2 separate regions of the Homo sapiens genome follow, and region 1 is linked to region 2. Evidence: read pairs that join two places in POLR2A ChIA-PET (ENCODE). Cell type or tissue: GM12878. All regions are shown on one strand. Links, peaks and the distances in the headings refer to the core of each region. The heading gives the core; the rest is flanking DNA. Region 1 has its middle 30 kb from the start of RAI14-DT. Region 2 has its middle 160 kb from the start of RAI14-DT.

Region 1 (8,336 bases), core at 29-8,028, 130 kb after region 2:
CTCTTACAAAACTTGGAAGGAGCAATCTCCTTTCGTAGGCAGGATTCATATAAAACAGCCCAACTCAGTTCTTGTTTCTTTGTTTGCTCCATGTTTGGTTATAATTAAGTGTTTCATTCTTGAGGTTTCTTATCCACAGAGCTTCCCTGTAGAAGAGTTACCAGAGAATTATTTCTGCCTTTGCAAAGCAGGGAAGAGGTTCCCCCACCCACCTCTGTCTGAGCATTAAATCCCAGACACCAGCAGTTGGACTGAGCCCCACTTTCCAATCCTTTGATATTCCTTCCAATATTTTAGGGTGCAAGTCACCAAAACCAGAAAATCTTTATTGTAATTTTTTAAATTGCTGTTTGTTTAATTGATACCGACAACTAGTATTTCCTTCTTTAACTTTTCTATTTTAGGTTAGACCATGGAAGTTAAAGCAATGTGTGGAGGAAGAGTGTTGTGAGAAAAGAGAATATTAGAAGTAACTTTTATTTTTGGAGATTTTGAAAATAAATAGAGGGAAATGAGATAACCTCATGAAGGAAAGTAAGACTTAAGATCTGGAAGAGATTGAGTAGTTTCCTCATGTAAGGAAACCATAAACATGAAAGGTATCATGGTGACTTGAGTTGGGTTTTGAGAATGAGAAACTTGCTTTCCTCTCGGGCCTCCCCCACAAGTTGGGGAAGCCCACCTGCATTTTCAGGATGCTGGTCCCATGCCCAACCCAAGCATGTAAAATGGAAGAAATGAGCCCAAAGGGGAAGATTGGAAGCCCCAAAATGATCCAGGCTTTTCTCACAACTTAACTTGGTACATCGTGGCCCCAAATGAGAGCATAAAGTGAACCCAGACAACCATTTAAGTGGTAGACCTTGAAAAGAGCATGCTGGCTCCAGATTTTCTCACAGCAGCCTGCAGTTCTTCCCAAGGCTCTTTTCTGTGAGTTAGCTCATTCGAACTTCCTCCTAAAATGTCATGAGCTATCTGGGAGGAGTACATCGCAATGCCATTATTACCCATTATAATTTTAATTTGACTTGATTTCTCACATCATGGGTGCTGTGGACTGAATGTTTGTATCTCCACAAAGTCGATAAATTGAAGCTTTATTTCCCAGTGTGATACTATTAAGAGGTGGGGCCTTTGGGAGGTAATTAGGTTGTGAAGGATGAGCCCTCATGATGGGATTAGTTCCCTTATAAGAAGAGACATGAGGCCGGCTGCAGTGACTCATACCTGGAATCCCAGCACTTCGGGAGGCTGAGGTGGGAGGATCACTTAAGCCCAGGATTTGAAGACCAGCCTGAGCAAATATAGTGAGACCCTCCTCTCCATAAAAAAATTTTTTTGGCCAGGTGTGGTGGCTCATACCTGTAATCCCAGCACTTCGGGAGGCTGAGGTGCGTGGATCACAAGGTCAGGAGATCGAGACCATCCTGGCCAACATGGTGAAACCCCATCTCTACTAAAAATACAAAAATTAGCTGGGTGTGGTGGTACATGCTTGTAATCCCAGCTACTCAGGAGGCTGAGGCAGGAGAATTGCTTGAACCAGGGTGTCAGAGGTTGCAGTGAGCCAAGATAGCGCCACTGCACTCCAGCCTGGCAGCAGAGCAAGACTCTGTCTCAAAAAAAAAAAAAAAAAATTTTTAAGTTAGCTGAGTGTGGTAGCATGTGCCTGTGGTCCCAGCTACTTGGGAAGCTAAGGTGGGAGGATCACTTGAGCCTGGGAGGTTGAGGCTGCAGTGAGCCCTGATCACACCACTGCACTCCAGCTGGGTGACAGAGTGAGACCCTGTCTCAAAAAGAGGAGATATGAATACGTACAACTAATATATAATCAATTTTTTAATTATTTATTTATTTATTTTTATTTTATTTATTTGTTATTTTTTTTGAGATGGAGTCTTGCTCTATCGCCAGGCTGGAGTGCAGTGGCACAACCTCGGCTCACTGCAACCTCCGCCTCCTGGGTTCAAGCGATTCTACTGACTCAGCCTCCTGAGTAGCTGGGATTACAGGAGCCTGCCACCATGCCCAGCTAATTTTTGTATTTTTAGTAGAGACGGGGCTTCACCATGTTGGCCAGGATGGTCTTGATCTCTTGACCTCATGATCCGCCCACCTCAGCCTCCCAAAGTGCTGGGATTGCAAGCGTGAGCCACCGTGCTGGCCAATTTTTTTTTAAATAAGAGATATGAAAGAAATCACCTGTTTCTCTGCCACATGAGGAAACAGCAAGAAGGCAGCCCTCTGCAAACCAGGAAGAGAGCCCTCACCAGGATCCAAATTGGCCAGTACCTTGATGTTGGACTTTCTAGCCTCCAAAACTGTGAAAAATATTTTTTTGTTGTTGTTTAAGCCACTGGTTCTATGGTATTTTTGTTATAGCAGCCTGAACTAAGGTGAAGATTATGGGGGAGAGTATAAATAAGAGGAACAGTGGACTGCTGTGTTTTAATATCATTGGTAGGCATGGTCTGAGAGTGGCTGGCTGCAGAAGAGGCCCTGGACAGACAGGGGTTGTCCTGCTCAGAAGTGTGCACACTGCTGGTCTGAAAGCGAAAGATCATCCATCTCTCATAGGATTCACAAGTCAATCATTAAGCAAGCATTTACTGAGGACCGATATGATGTGCCAGGCACAGTTCCAGGCACCGTGAACCCAAAGAGTTCTCCAAGATACATTCCTCAGGTAAACAGGTAATTAGGCCACCACATGCTAAGTGGGAAGATACAGATATACACAGGAAGCTACAGGAACACAAGGTGTGGGACTGAGCCCAACTCAGAGGGAGTGCTGGAAGATTGTTAGGACAGGCTCCCTGGAGGAGGTGATAGCTGAGCCAAGGTATTTTCCATAGCAGAGATTACCATATTTCACCGATTATGAGATGCACTTTCTTTTCCACATTGTAACATCTCTAAAACTGGGATTCATCCCATAATTGATGGAGACTTGCCATAGCTCTGATTGTCATTACCTGCACACAGGTAAATTCGGTCATTTTGTCATCAATTCATTTGAGTTATTTGCAACATTAGTACTACGCAAGTGGAGTTTAATCGCCATTTAAAATATCTTCAAAAACATTAGATATAGTTTGGTGTTACAGCAAAAAAAAAAAGTCTACACAGAAAAGTATAGGAATAAAGGAGCTTACATTGGATATTAACAAAGCAGATATTTATGGAGGAATGACCAGAGTTGTGTATTTGTCACAAGTATTTTAATAGAATCAAGAAGAGAAGATACCCACAAGTATGTGAAGCTGTGTTATATTTTGTTACTAAGATACCAAAAAAAAGAATTGTCTATCACACACTAAGCAACACAGCTAAAGGCAGGAAAGTTGCCAAACCCAGAGGAATATACACAGGGAAGTATCAAATGAGCAAAGGCTGGTGGCACTAATTTCATGCACGAGCAGGACTGTTCTTAAAGCATTATATCACAGTTTAATGGGCAGAGTGGTGTTTTTCTTTTTTGGTGATAAATAAACCAGCCAATCAATGGTACCTTAATTTGATATATAGTGGGACATTTGGATCAAGGGACAGAAACCCACCCACTTTAACTTAAACCTAAGGCAGTGGTGTGCTAGAGCCAGCTCGTGTAAGCTCACAAAAGATGAGTATATATGCACAAGTCTACATGTAGTGATGTTACAATAGCGTAAAATAGATCATGGGGGGAGTATTTACATCTTGGAAACTGGCAAGTGCTACAAATCAAGGCTTTGTTATTTGTTTGTTTGCTTTTTAAGAGCTGTTTTACCAGCACACCACTGCCAGAGGGGAATTTGTGGATTATACAGGCATAGCTCACGGAAGCTTTACTAGGGTTTGGAACCAGGTAATGTAAAGTTATCAAGAACAATGACAAATCTTTTCTATGTTTATTTTCCTCTTGGTGTCTCTGGAGCCACATGGTGTCTCTTGTCTTCTTAGATCTCTTTGGTCTTCTCTCTCGGGAGAAAATGGCCACCTCTGGAACAATCAGGTTTGCGTAAAATCATACAGTCAGGCGTCACATAATAACACTGCAGTCACTGATGGACCATGTATATGACAGTGCTCCCAAAAGATATAATGGAGCTGGGAAATTCCTGTCGACTGATGATGTCATAGCTGCCCTAACATCTAGCACAACACATTACTCATGGGTTTGTGGCGATGCTGGTGTAAACAAACCTACTTTGCTGCCAGTCATATAAAAGTAGAGCACATACATTTCTATACAGTACATAATACCATAATACTTGATAATATAATAAACGACTATGTTACTGGTTTATGTATTCACTATACTATACTTTTTGTTGTTATTTTAGAGTGTACTCCTTCTACTTATTTAAAAAAAAAACAACAAGTTAACTGCAAAACAGCCTTAGGCAGTTCCTTCAGGAGGGATTCCAGAAGAAGGCATTGTTATCATAGGAGATGATAGCTCCATGCATGTTATTGCCCCAGAAGACCTTCCAGTCAGGCAAGATGTGGAGGTGAAGACAGTGATATTGATGATCCTGACCCTGTGTAGGCCTAGGCTAATGTGTGTGTTTGTGTCTTCATTTTTAACAAAAAAAGCTTTTAAAGTTTTAAAAAACTGTTCTTAATAGAAAAAAAGCTGATAGAATAAGGATATAAAGAAAGAAGACACCTGTACCTCTGCACAATGGGTTTGTATTTTTCTTGTTTTGTTTTTACACTCCTGCCCCTCCCCCAGGTTCTGTGTTTGTGTTTTAAGCTAAGCGTTATTACAAAAGAGTAAAAAAAAAAAATGATGAGTATCTCAAGTTCATTCTTTTTTTTTTTTTTTTTTTTTTGAGAGAGAGTCTCCCTCTTTCTCCCAGGCTGGAGTGAAGTGGCGCGATCTCAGTGTGATCTCAGCTCACTGCAACCTCTGCCCCCACATTCAAGCGATTCTCCTGCTCAGCCTCCCGAGTAGCTGGGATTACATGTGCCCACCACCACACCTGGCTAAATTTTGTATTTTTAGTAGAGACAGGGTTTTGTCATGTTGGCCAGGCTGGTCTCAAACTCCTGACCTCAGGTGATCCACCCACCTCAGCCTCCCAAACTGCTAGGATTACAGGCGTGAGCCACCATGCCCGGCTGAGTTCATTCTCAAAGGAAATTGGTTAGGGTGAAAAAGTGAGCTAGAAGTGTGTTTCAAGCTGAAGGAATAGAAAATACCAAGGCACTTAGAGTCCCTAGAGCAAAAATTGGAAACTAGGCATGGTAGAAGATGAGGCTGAAGAGGAGGGCAAAGGCCAAGCATGAGGGCCTCATATCCCATGTTGAGGAGCTTGGATCTTATTCTGCACATGACAGAGTTTCAAAGACCAAAGATATCAAGCCTGGGAGACCTGAGGTCTAGATCTATGTTCCCAGTAGGCACACAAACTCCTGCAATGTATCAAGCTGCAATGAAGAGAACTGTCAAGGCAATTGGAAGCTTGAAATGTAGACATGCCCATCAACTGAGTCGTTCCATAATGTGAGCAAGTCATTTACTCTCCCAAAGCCTCAGTTTCTTCGTCTACAAAATAGAGGTAGCTAATACCTACCCTCTCACTACCTCAAAGGGTTGCTGGGAAGGGAAATTACATAATTTGTGTAAAAACCCTTTTAGGAGAGTAAAACATGGTTCAAGGATAAGGTACCTACTCATGTGTAAAATGAGGGGGTTGGCCTTGATGGAATCTAATGTTCTTCAACTTCTAAAGTTTTACAACTCTGTTATTATCCTTATTATCTGATGATCATGATAAAATTATGGGGTTTATGGACCTGAAACACCCTCCTCTCATCTTGCCAAGAAAACTGAATGTGAAGCTCTTAGTCTGGGAAATACCACTTCCTACGTGGTTGTTTCCACAGAGACACCAGTAACCATAAAGTTATGCAGGAATGTGAACTGTTTGGGTTTGAATAGGAAAAGGAAATTGATTTATAAACCAGGAAGATAACCAAACCTCTAAAAAAGAACAAAGGTTTTCTCTCTGTACATTACATGTAAATATGTAACAGAATCCCCCATTTGGTAACCTCTCTGCTTTTTAAAATATTACATATCATGCTACACTGAAATGCCAAGTGACTTAACAGTAGCTTTAGAAAAGTGTGGATAAAACTTAGAGGTTTAGAATGATGAGATCCGGAGGCTTTTTCCTTTCCTAAATTGCCCTTCAGCCACAGTGTTTCACGTTCATTAACTCTTGTGTCTTAGAAAGGGAAAAAGGAAACAATCTCCTTCCTAAAGATATTTCATCCAATGTGGTACAGTTGATGATCAATAATAGATTGGAACCATTGCAACACGCCCAGAAGGCTTCTTATGTGTTAGGCACCAGGCTGACTGCTTTATTTGCATTCCCTCACGTAGTCCTTACAAAATCCCTAATGAACCATGCACTTTATAACCATGGCCCCATTATACAGATGAGACACTGAGGCTCAGATAGGCTAATTGGCTTGCTCAGGGTCCCATAGCCAGCAAGTGGTGCCACTGGAATTGAAAGTCACAGAGCCAGAATTCATCAACCTTGCTATCACCTTGTGATAGCTTGTCTCTGACTGTTTAAATGTGATTCCCTAAAAACAATTTTTCCAGAACAAAAATTAACTTCCTGACCCGTATGGAGGGTGGGGAGAGTGGTTGGAAAAGGATCACAATAGAAATAGAGGCTCTGTGACAATTAATTTGTAACAGTTAAGAAAGAATGAGTGGCATGTTCAATGTTCTCAGTAGATACAAACAATCAATGTTTTCCAGAACAAGCCAGCCTGAAACATCAGAGGCATTAAGTCTCAGGAAAGGCTCAGACTTTCAAAAACCCCTTTGCTCCATAAGTAGATGGCAGGCCTCCTCATCCCAGCTAGCAAGGATTTGAGAGAAGACAGGAATTCTTTATCCAAAACCTGGTCCCTCTCTTAGTGGTTGACCAAAATATCAATTGCAGCTGTTTCTTCCTATAGTCCAGAGTGATAACATTTGTGGAAAGTGAATGAGACCCTATGAAAAAAATTTTCTCCTTATTTTTCCAAGCAAAACCCTCTAATCAAATATCTTTCTTTCACATACATTTAAACAGACTTTTAAAATACACTCAGAGAAAACCAAAAAAATCACATTAGATACTCCTTTTCTTTGGTTAACCATAAATATTTGTGAGGCATAAAAGCCCATAGTAGAGAGGAAAGTAATAATGCAGCTCAATAATTTACTGCTATTTCTAGAACATAATTTCCAAGTAAAGAGATTAAGTGGCATGCATTTATTGAGCATTTACTAAGTACCTAGCTGCATGGGATTAAAAATAAGGGCAGTAAGATCTTAATTAACTGATGTCTGGGAACTGAATTTTGTAAAAACAAAGGACCAAACAAGATTTTGATATAAACTCTGCAAGCAAAACTGCCTAAGGGTAGGAAAGAACATTTTATTTTATTTTTAATGTAATTTAAATTTTTTTAAGACACAGGATCTTGCTCTGTCACCTTTGCTAGAGTACAGTGGCATAATCGTAGTTCGCTGCAGCCTTGAACTCAAGTGATCTTTCCACCTCAGCTTCCCGAGTAGCTGGGACTACAGGTCACACCTTTATGCCCAGCTAATTTTTAAATTTTTTATAGATATGGGATCTTGTCATGTTGCCCAGGGTGGTCTCAAATTACTGGCCTCAAGCAATCCTCTCACTTCCATGTCCCAAAGTACTGGGATTACAGGCATGAGCCACCACACAGAACCAGAAAGAACATTTTAAAGGGATGAAGATTTGCAAAGTGACCCTCTCTTACCGAGTTCGTCTTTGGGAGTTCTTCCACCTCATCAGAGAAATACCTGTATCTTTTCTCAAATTCTCTTTGCTTCTCTTTCACTCATCAGATACTGTAGTGGGCTCCCTGAAACTCTGGCTAGGAGCAGAGAATGCAAAGAGGCAATGGAGGCCACTGATGAGCTATGCTTGTAACCAGTATTAACATAAGCCCTATCACTGCCCTCCTCTCCCCACCTCCCCAGTCAAAACAGAATATGATAACCAGTCATTCACACTGATGAATGGATTGGCCAATTACAAATCAGACAAAGTTCATTCACACTAAAATGTGATCTCCACCATGTTTTGCATTTTAAGTCTGTTTCTTCCAACTTTGGGAAAGGAATTTCAGACACCACAAAGCAGGCTTTAGGATGAAGGAAAGGAGCCTAGAATCCCCCTGTCCTGCTTATCTAGCTGGCCCTGAAAGTCTCAGCTCAAGTGTCACCTCTTCAGAGAACCCTTTCACGACACTCTTTCTAATGTTGTTCCATTACATTAAACTGTTTTATTTTATTCACA
Region 2 (8,336 bases), core at 321-8,320:
GAGGGGAGGGTGGCGGGGGCAGTGGTGGCGCGGGGGGGTGTTGGCGGGGGCGGGGGGGCGGTGGTGGCTGTGGTGGGGGGGGGTTGGCCCCTCCTGGGCCCTATGCTGGGCTTTCTGGAGGAGCTCCACAGAGCCCGGGCCTATTTTCCCATTGGAGAAACCACTTTTGTGTTCTTAGACACAAACTTTGTTTTTAGTCTATTTGTCCCTTTCTGGTGGGCCATTGATCAGAGGAGCAGCCATGAGGCCCACCCAGCAAGAGCAGGCTTTGCATTTCTCTGGATTTGTATGTGTGTGTGTCTGTGTGTGTGTTTGTGTGTGTGTTTATTGTGGGGTGAGGGTTTCAATCACACACAGGATAGAAGGGAGTTCCCCAGGGCTCCCACCAAACTGCACAACCTTCACAGTAGCCAGTCCTCAGCAGCACTGGCTGTTCTTCTATCAGCTCCTCCTAGATCTTCTCCTTAGGCTTCTGAATGACTCCTCATTCATTTTCTCTGAAAAGAAGAAAAAAGTATCCTCAATTGCACTCATATTAGTGTCTGCCCTCTGGGAGTCGGCTTTTTCTAAGCTGAATGCATGCAGCAGACATGCAGAATAGACCGTGGGTGAGCCAGACGCTGGGGGGATGGCAGGGACAGCGGGAGCAGGCAGCCTGTCTCAAGATGTGGCCCTAGGCAGACTTCAGCGAGTCCTGCAGTAAACTGTTCATTTATTATCCCACAAATATTTACTCCAGAGCCACTAAGTGCTCGAGAGAGATGTGACACCATCTGCACAGCTTTCTAGTGACTGAATCCAGAGGTAAAGCTTTGAGAATCTGCGGCCCTGTGCTGCCAGGCTTAGCCCATGTGTCCCGGAAACCACAGTCTGCAGACAGGGCCAGGCAGCGACGGGGTAAATGGGGGACAAATAAAGATGGTGGAGTGCTGGTGACCTTAGTTCTGCAGCCAAATGCTTGCTCTAACTTCAAAATACCCTCCAACCCATTTGCTGCTCCATATAAACAATAGAGCTTGTCCAGAGCGCTTACAGGGCCTAAAGTCAGAAACGGCTTGAGCCAGAGGAGATTATTACGGTTAACTATTTTATCAAAAAGAGTGGAACCTGATGGAGCATCAAAATCATCGCTACCTTAAGATAATTTAAAAATGACTTTGTGCGGGAAAGGAGAGAGATGAGTTTCTTCCTAAACATGAAGATTAACGTTCTTTTACAGTTTGTAGTCTCACTTTCATGACAGACTAGTCAAAGGGAAATTGGGTAAAATCTTTTTTTTTTTTTTTTTTCTGAGACAGGGTCTTGCTCTGTCACCCAGGCTGCAGTGCAATGGCGTGATCATAGCTGACTGCAACCTCGAACTCCTGGGCTAAAGCAATCCTCCCACCTCAGCCTTTTGAGTAGCTGGGACTACAGGCACACACCACTGTGCCTGGCTCTACTTTTTTTTTTTTTTTTTGCGACCGAGTCTGTCTCTGTCGCCTAGGCTGGAGTGCAGTGGCGCGATCTCGGCTCACTGCAGGCTCCGCCCCCCGGGTTCACGCCATTCTCCTGCCTCGGCCTCCCCAGTAGCTGGGACTACGGGCACCCGCCACCTCGCCCGGCTAATTTTTTTTTTTTTGTATTTATAGTAGAGACAGGGTTTCGCCGTGTTAGCCAGGATGGTCTCGATCTCCTGACCTTGTGATTTTTTTTTTTTTTTTTAAGAGAGATGGGGTCTCCCTTTGTTGCCCAGACTGGTCTTAATCTTCTAGGCTAAAGGGATCCTCCTACCTAAGCCTCCCAAAGTGCTGGGATTACAGGCCTAAGCCACTGCACTCAGTGAAATCTAATTTTAAATTGCAAGTTTTCTGCGTCTCCATCCATTAGTATTTCCCATAAACACAAATATTAAAGTACATTATATCTTAATTCTCTCTTAAGAAGGATTATCCTTTTTTCTGAGTTTATAGACTTGTAATTATAAGGTATTATAATGGATTTCTTTTCTGAAAGGGTGATGATAATGAAAAATAGCTGCTCTTTTTTTAATTTTACTTTAAGTTCTGGCATACATGTGCAGAATGCGCAGGTTTGTTACATAGGTATACACGTGCCATGGTGGTTTGCTGCACCCATCAACCCATCACCTATGTTAGGTATTTGTCCTAATGCTGTCCCTCCCCTAGTCCCCCACCCCCTGACAGGCCCCAGTGTGTGATATTCCCCTCCCTGTGTTCATGTGTTCTCATTGCTCAACTTCCAATTGTGAGTGAGAACGTGCAGTGTTTAGTTTTCTGTTCTTGTGTTAGTTTGCTGAGAATGAGGCTTTCTAGCTTCATCCATGTCCCTGCAAAGGACATGAACTCATCCTTTTTAATGGTTGCATAGTATTCCATGGTGTATATGTGCCACATTTTCTTTATCTAGTCTATCATTGATGGGCATTTGGGTTGGTTCCAAGTCTTTGTTATTGTGAATAGTGCAGCAGTAAACATACATGTGCATGTGTCTTTGTAGTAGAATGATTTATAATCCTTTGGGTATATACCCAGTATTGGGATCGCTGGGTCAAATGGTATTTCTGGTTCTAGATCCTTGAGGAATCGCCACACTGTCTTCCACAATGCTTGAACTAATTTACACTCCCAACAGTGTAAAAGTTTCCTATTTCTCCACATCCTCTACAGCATCTCTTGTTTCCTGAGTTTTTAATGATCACCATTCTAACTGGCATGAGATGGTATCTCATTGTGGTTTTGATTTGCATTCCTCTAATGACCAGTGATGATGAGCTTTTTGTCATATTTTTGTTTGGCCACAGCTGCTCTTTTTAAATCTTCTTATATTAAAAAATTGACAATCTTATGTTGGCCGCTGCTATGGTTCAAACGTTAGTGTCTCCCCAAAATTCATATTTTGAGATCTAATCCCCAATATGGCAGTTAAAAGAAGTGGGGCCTTTAGGAGGTGATTGAGTCAAAAGGATGGATCCCTCATGAATGGGATTAGTGCCCTTATAAAAGAGGTCCAAATGAGCTTATTCACCTCTTCCACAGCATGAGGACACAGTGAAAAGTTCATCTCTGAACCAGAGAGCTAGTGCTCAGCAGACACGGACCCTGCTGGAAACTTGGTCTTGAACTTCTCAGCATCCAGAACCATCAGAACTGAATTTCTATTGTTTATAAGCCACCTAGGTTATGGTATTTTGTTACAGCAGCCTGAACAGATTAATATTTTTAAAATTTTTTTATCCTAATATTTTTTAATGTCACAGCAAACCTAGAAGTGCCTCTTTTTCACACCCTCCTATCCCCCCCAAAAAAATCAAGAAACAGAAATGCAGCCCTATGTGTGATAAACCTATGTAATATTTGCAACCCCAACTGCGATATCTGATGAAAGAATGCCAAACCCACTGCAAGTCAAACAGGAAGGCAGGGAGGAGCTGAGAGAGGTGGGGGACACCAGAGAGTAGGAGCCAAGTTTAGCCCCTGTGAGAAGTTGAGAATGTGGTGCTGAGAGAGGATTCACTCAGATTCAGATTCACATATGCACAGGAAGCAGTCTATCTGGGAGACAGGAGGAAGCAAGCGTTTCCACACTGCATTATGAGTAACTCTGCAGCTGCTGTCAATTATCTGGAGAGAAACACAGGCTAAACTATTCACCCACCCAAACAACCCCAAGTCATAAGAAACAGCACAGTGATCCAGGGAGAATTCCTGCTAGCTCTGTGTGTCAGTTATCAATTGCTGTGTAACAAACCATCCCCACAACATAGTGGCTCAAAACAACTATTTTACTGGCTAAAGACCCTGTGGGTAAGCAGTTTGGGCTGTGTTCAGTCAGACAGTTCTTTGGGTGGTCTCCCTCAGGGTCATTCATGAGGCTGTAGTCCTCCTCTTCTTTGAGTGTCTCTGGATGTGACCTCCTTCATGTGTCCCGCAGTTGGAGCTGGAAAAACATTTTGCTGGCCTCAGACTTTCCCCATAACAACCTACAAGACTAGAAGTCAATAGCACAATGCCTTCCAGGTTTCAAGAGAAAAAAGTAACCTAAAAAGAAAGCTATAGTACGATGTTTTTGAATGTACAAGAATTCAGGGAATATAGTTTCCATATGCTCTCTTTGAATTAATCACTAGGGGAAGAAAAGGTGAGGTTTAGTCATGGGCTGAACTGGGTCTCACCCCCTCCAAATTCATGTGTTCAAGTCCTAAACGCTGGTACCTCTGAATGTGATATATCTGGACATAGAGACTTCAAAGAGGTAATTAAGATAAAAAGAGGTCATATGGAAGGGTCCTATTCCAATATGACTGATGTCCTTATAAGAGGAGGGAAGTTAAACACAGACAATTACAGAGAGAAAACCACGGCCATCTATCAATGAGGCAGTCCTCAGAAGGAACCAACCCCACTGACTTTGATCTTGAGTTTCTAGCTTCCAGAATTGTCAGAAAATAAATTCCTGTTGTTTAAGCCACACAACCTTTGGTACTTTGTTCTGGCAGCCCTGGCTGGCTAATATGCCGACCAAGAACAATTACTTAAACTAATGAAAACAGAAGAGGGATGAGCATTGAACCGTTTCACCATAGGACCAACTCTAAACCAAATGTGGTTAATAAATTGCACATTAAGGCCAGGTGTGGTGGCTCACACCTATAATTCTATCACCTTGGGAGGCTGAGGTGAGTGGGTCACTTGAGCCCAAGATTTCGAGACCAGCCTGGGCAACATGGCGAAACACTGTGTCTACAAAAAATACAAAAATTAGCCCAGCATAGTGGCTCACACTTGTAGTCCCAGCTATGTGGAAGGCTGAGGTGGGAGGATTGCCCAGGAAGAGGAGGCTGCAGTGAGCCAAGATTGCACCACTGCACTGCAGCCTGGGCAACAGAGTAAGACTCCGTGTGTGTGTGTGTGTGTGTGTGTGTGTGTGTGTGTGTGTGTGTGTGTGTATTGAGAGACAGAGAGAAAAAACATTTAGCAGAATTTCTCTAAGTGCATAAACCTGATTTTAAGAGACCTGGGGTCCAGTTGTGCCCAGGTCTCCAAGTAACACCTACCTTGGGCGAGTCCTTTGGGTTCTCAAGTTAGTTACACTTTGCTCCATGGAAACGAGTGACTTTCAAAGTGGGCTCTAGAGAATATTAGGCATTTGGCATGAGAACCTCAGGAACTACCAAGAGGATCAGGGAGCGAGTCTGTGGGGCCTGGACCCTTCCCCACTTCTCGGGCACCCCCATGGGCTTCTCAGTAAGATTTCACTGGAGGGCAGGTTACTGTGGCTTAAGAAAACCTGAACACCTGCAAACTGGTCATTTCTGAGTTCTGTTCCTAGTCAAAAGCCATCAGCATTTTAAGTTGTGTTTCGTACCTTTCGCCTTAAGAAAATGCAAGGTCTGTTGAGTAGTTACATGGGATTTGCCTGAAAGTGGGGGTGTTAGCAAGTGTGTTGCTACCCAAGGCCTACCACGGGGGCAGAAGCCAAGCCTGGCTCCCTCTCTTTCAGGACGGGGCCTCCTGTGGGAAGTGGATGCTGCTGCCAAGGACCGAGAGGTGATTGACTGAAGAAGCTGCATAGGGAGGGAATCTCGGGAGCTGGCTGCCAGGCTCTGGAGTGCCCTCAGAGGAAGAGCTCGGAGTGACCGCTCATCCTAGTGGGCAGAAATAGGAAGGCAGGGAGGAATAGGAGAAATAGGAAGCAGATCTTCAGCATCGGTCCCTTCCCCTCCTCCCCAGCTCACGGCTTGGTTCTCACAACCAAACCTCGGCGGGGCTAGAAATTCTCGCTCACAAGCCAACAAACGGCAAGTAATAGCTTCTAAAAGGCTCGCCTAGGATTTCTCCTCAAACTATCCTTGAAGAGCCCACCTAGAAGGTGGCATCCCCCACATACTCGGTACCATTGCAGGCTACACTCTTTTAGGAGTAGAACGCAGTCTTTGCTCTCTGTCAGGACTTCTGAAATGTTTTTATTGGAGCTGGAGGCTGTTTTCAAGGTGTGTGGGGGTGGGTGAAAGGGGAGGAGTAGCCACATACCACATGAATAGCCACTCAGAATTGTCTGAGGAGAGACTGACAGAAGGTTCCCCTGGGACTCAAGCAGTTGTTTCTTTTCCAGGAAATTTCAGACAAGTTCATAGACCACCATGAGCTTGCAAATAAACTGTTAATAAAGAGACTTCCAGATGGGCTGGAGCAGGAAAGGGGAAACCCTGAGGCCGTTCAGCAAACAAAACAGAAAAACAAGGTGGGATCCAGAAGACAGGGAGGCTGAACGTTAACCTGGCTGGGGAGACCATGGGCCACAGGAAATTGTCCAGCGCTCACGCTGCAGAGGCTCTGAAGGCAGAGGACCATCAGGCTCTGGCAGCCAGCCAGGGTGATCGAGGTCTATTTGACTGGGCTTCAAATGGCTCCTTGGAGACCTAGTGTTGGACAAGAATTGAGTAGAGCAGCCAGTTGCCTGATGTGAGTCCCCACAGCACAACTTGGATGTGTTTTTCATGTGATTTAAGAGCTCTGGTTGCCTCTCAAAGGGAACAGAGTGCAGCTGGCCCATAAAGCTGTCGTTGTTTGGGGTTTTGGAAAATTCTCTTCTGAGAGGGTCAGAACAACCCTGAGTCGTGACCAGGGCCAGAGCTCAAGCTACTCAGGGAAACCGCGGTCCCAAGGGTGGTGGGGTCAGCCAGCCAAACACCTAATCAGGGCTGCAGCTTTCCACATGGGTGGGAGCCTGTGCATCGGTCTCACAGGGTCTCAATTCCACTTCCTAGGTGGTCTGAGACCTAGCAGTTCTCCAAGAGGAGGCAATTACTGTAAGCGGGGAAGCAAGGAGAAGCGGGGAAGCAATGATTCTACTGATGGTCCACACCAGTCCCACACTTTGTCATGGAAGATTCAGTTCCAACAAACCCCACAGGCAGGAATTCAACTCCCAATGGAGCTAGAAACTTCTACTTCTTTTTTTTTTTTTTTTTGAAACAGAGTTTTGCTCTTGTTGCCCAGGCTGGAGTGCAATGGCGCGATCTCAGCTCACTGCAACCTCTGTCTCCCGGGTTCAAGTGATTCTCCTGCCTCAGCCTCCTGAGTAGCTGGGATTACAGGCATGTGCCACAATGTCCAGCTAATTTTTGAATTTTTAGTAGAGACAGAGTTTTGCCATGTTGGCCAGGCTGATTTCGAACTCCTGACCTCAGGTGATCCACCCACCTCGGCCTCTCAAAGTGCTGCGATTACAGGCATGAGCCACTGCACCCAGCCTTCTACTTCTTAAATAATATTTTCTGAAACCCTGAGATGTTGCAACGTTGTTCTACTCCCACTCCAATTTAGAACATCACTCAGTTATTTATTTCTTTATTCATTTATTTGGCAAATATTTAATACTCGCTGGATGTAAAACAACAGCAACAACAACAATAACATGGCCTGGCACTGTGCTAACCACTACAGTGAAAGAACAGATACAGTTCTCCTCTTTATAGATCACACAGTATCGTGGAGGAAACAGGTATTATTTCTTTTATTTATGTAATACTCGCATAATCTCTGCTATGCACAGAGCACTGCTCTAAGCACTTTACAAATATAAACAGTTAATCCCCTCCACAACCCTATGAAGTAGGTGATATTAATATCTCTATTTTTACAGATGAGGAAACTGAGGCACCAGACATTAAAATAACTTTCCCGGGATCACACAGCTGGGAAGCGCTTAAATCCAGGTAGTCTAGCTCCAGCACTCAGGCCCTCAAATGCTACAGTTAGGCTGCCTTTCAAGCAGATAAATGCTAATCAATAGACTATCCAGAAATGAAGACTGTGCTCGGCACTCTGAAAGAAAGCCAGGAAAGAGCAAGGGGATTTTTCACATTGGTTGAGAGTCAGGGTAGACTTCTCTGCAGAAGGAACAGAAAGGAGGAAGATTGCTCCAAGCAGGGAAAATTGCAAAAGTAAAGGCCCTTGAGTAAACAAATCTTAGTGAATTCAAGGACCTTCGAAAGAGGTTAGAGTCATCAGAGGGCAAAGGGCACATGAAGAGATGAGGTTGCAAGGGAAAAGGGTACGCAGTGTCAGGCCAGACTCAATTTTGTTTGGTGGTTCTCAAAGTAAAGTGGAAAAAAGGGCCGATCTTTAGGAAAACAGCCATAGGAAATAGAATGATCAAGTAGGGGAGCTTCATGTTTTCATTTTGAGAAGGGCCCCTGATATGATGTGGCTCTGCTTCCCCACCGAAATCTCATCTCAAATTGTAATCCCCATATGTTGACGGAGGGACCTGGTGGGAAGTGATTGGATCATGGGGGTGATTTTCCCCATGCTGGTCTCGTGATAGTGAGT

Evidence for each region. Peaks named below come from ENCODE experiments on the same cell type or tissue, not always from the same donor. Only the 100,000 strongest peaks of a DNase experiment are listed, where the experiment ranks them.
Region 1: POLR2A ChIA-PET joins it to region 2 with 7 read pairs; 2 of 35 experiments call an interaction of 5 or more read pairs at or near these places.

What each region holds. Positions count from the first base shown.
Region 1 is chr5:34,622,131-34,630,466 of GRCh38, forward strand. No RefSeq gene overlaps it. Among named protein-coding and RNA genes, the nearest start is that of RAI14-DT, 30 kb to the right of the region's middle. In GM12878, for the core only: no CTCF peak of the experiment used is centred there; no DNase peak of the experiment used is centred there.
Region 2 is chr5:34,490,802-34,499,137 of GRCh38, forward strand. No RefSeq gene overlaps it. Among named protein-coding and RNA genes, the nearest start is that of RAI14-DT, 160 kb to the right of the region's middle. RefSeq lists an enhancer at 113-688. In GM12878, for the core only: no CTCF peak of the experiment used is centred there; DNase peaks (open chromatin) are centred at 3,497 and 4,589; H3K27ac peaks cover 1,143 bases.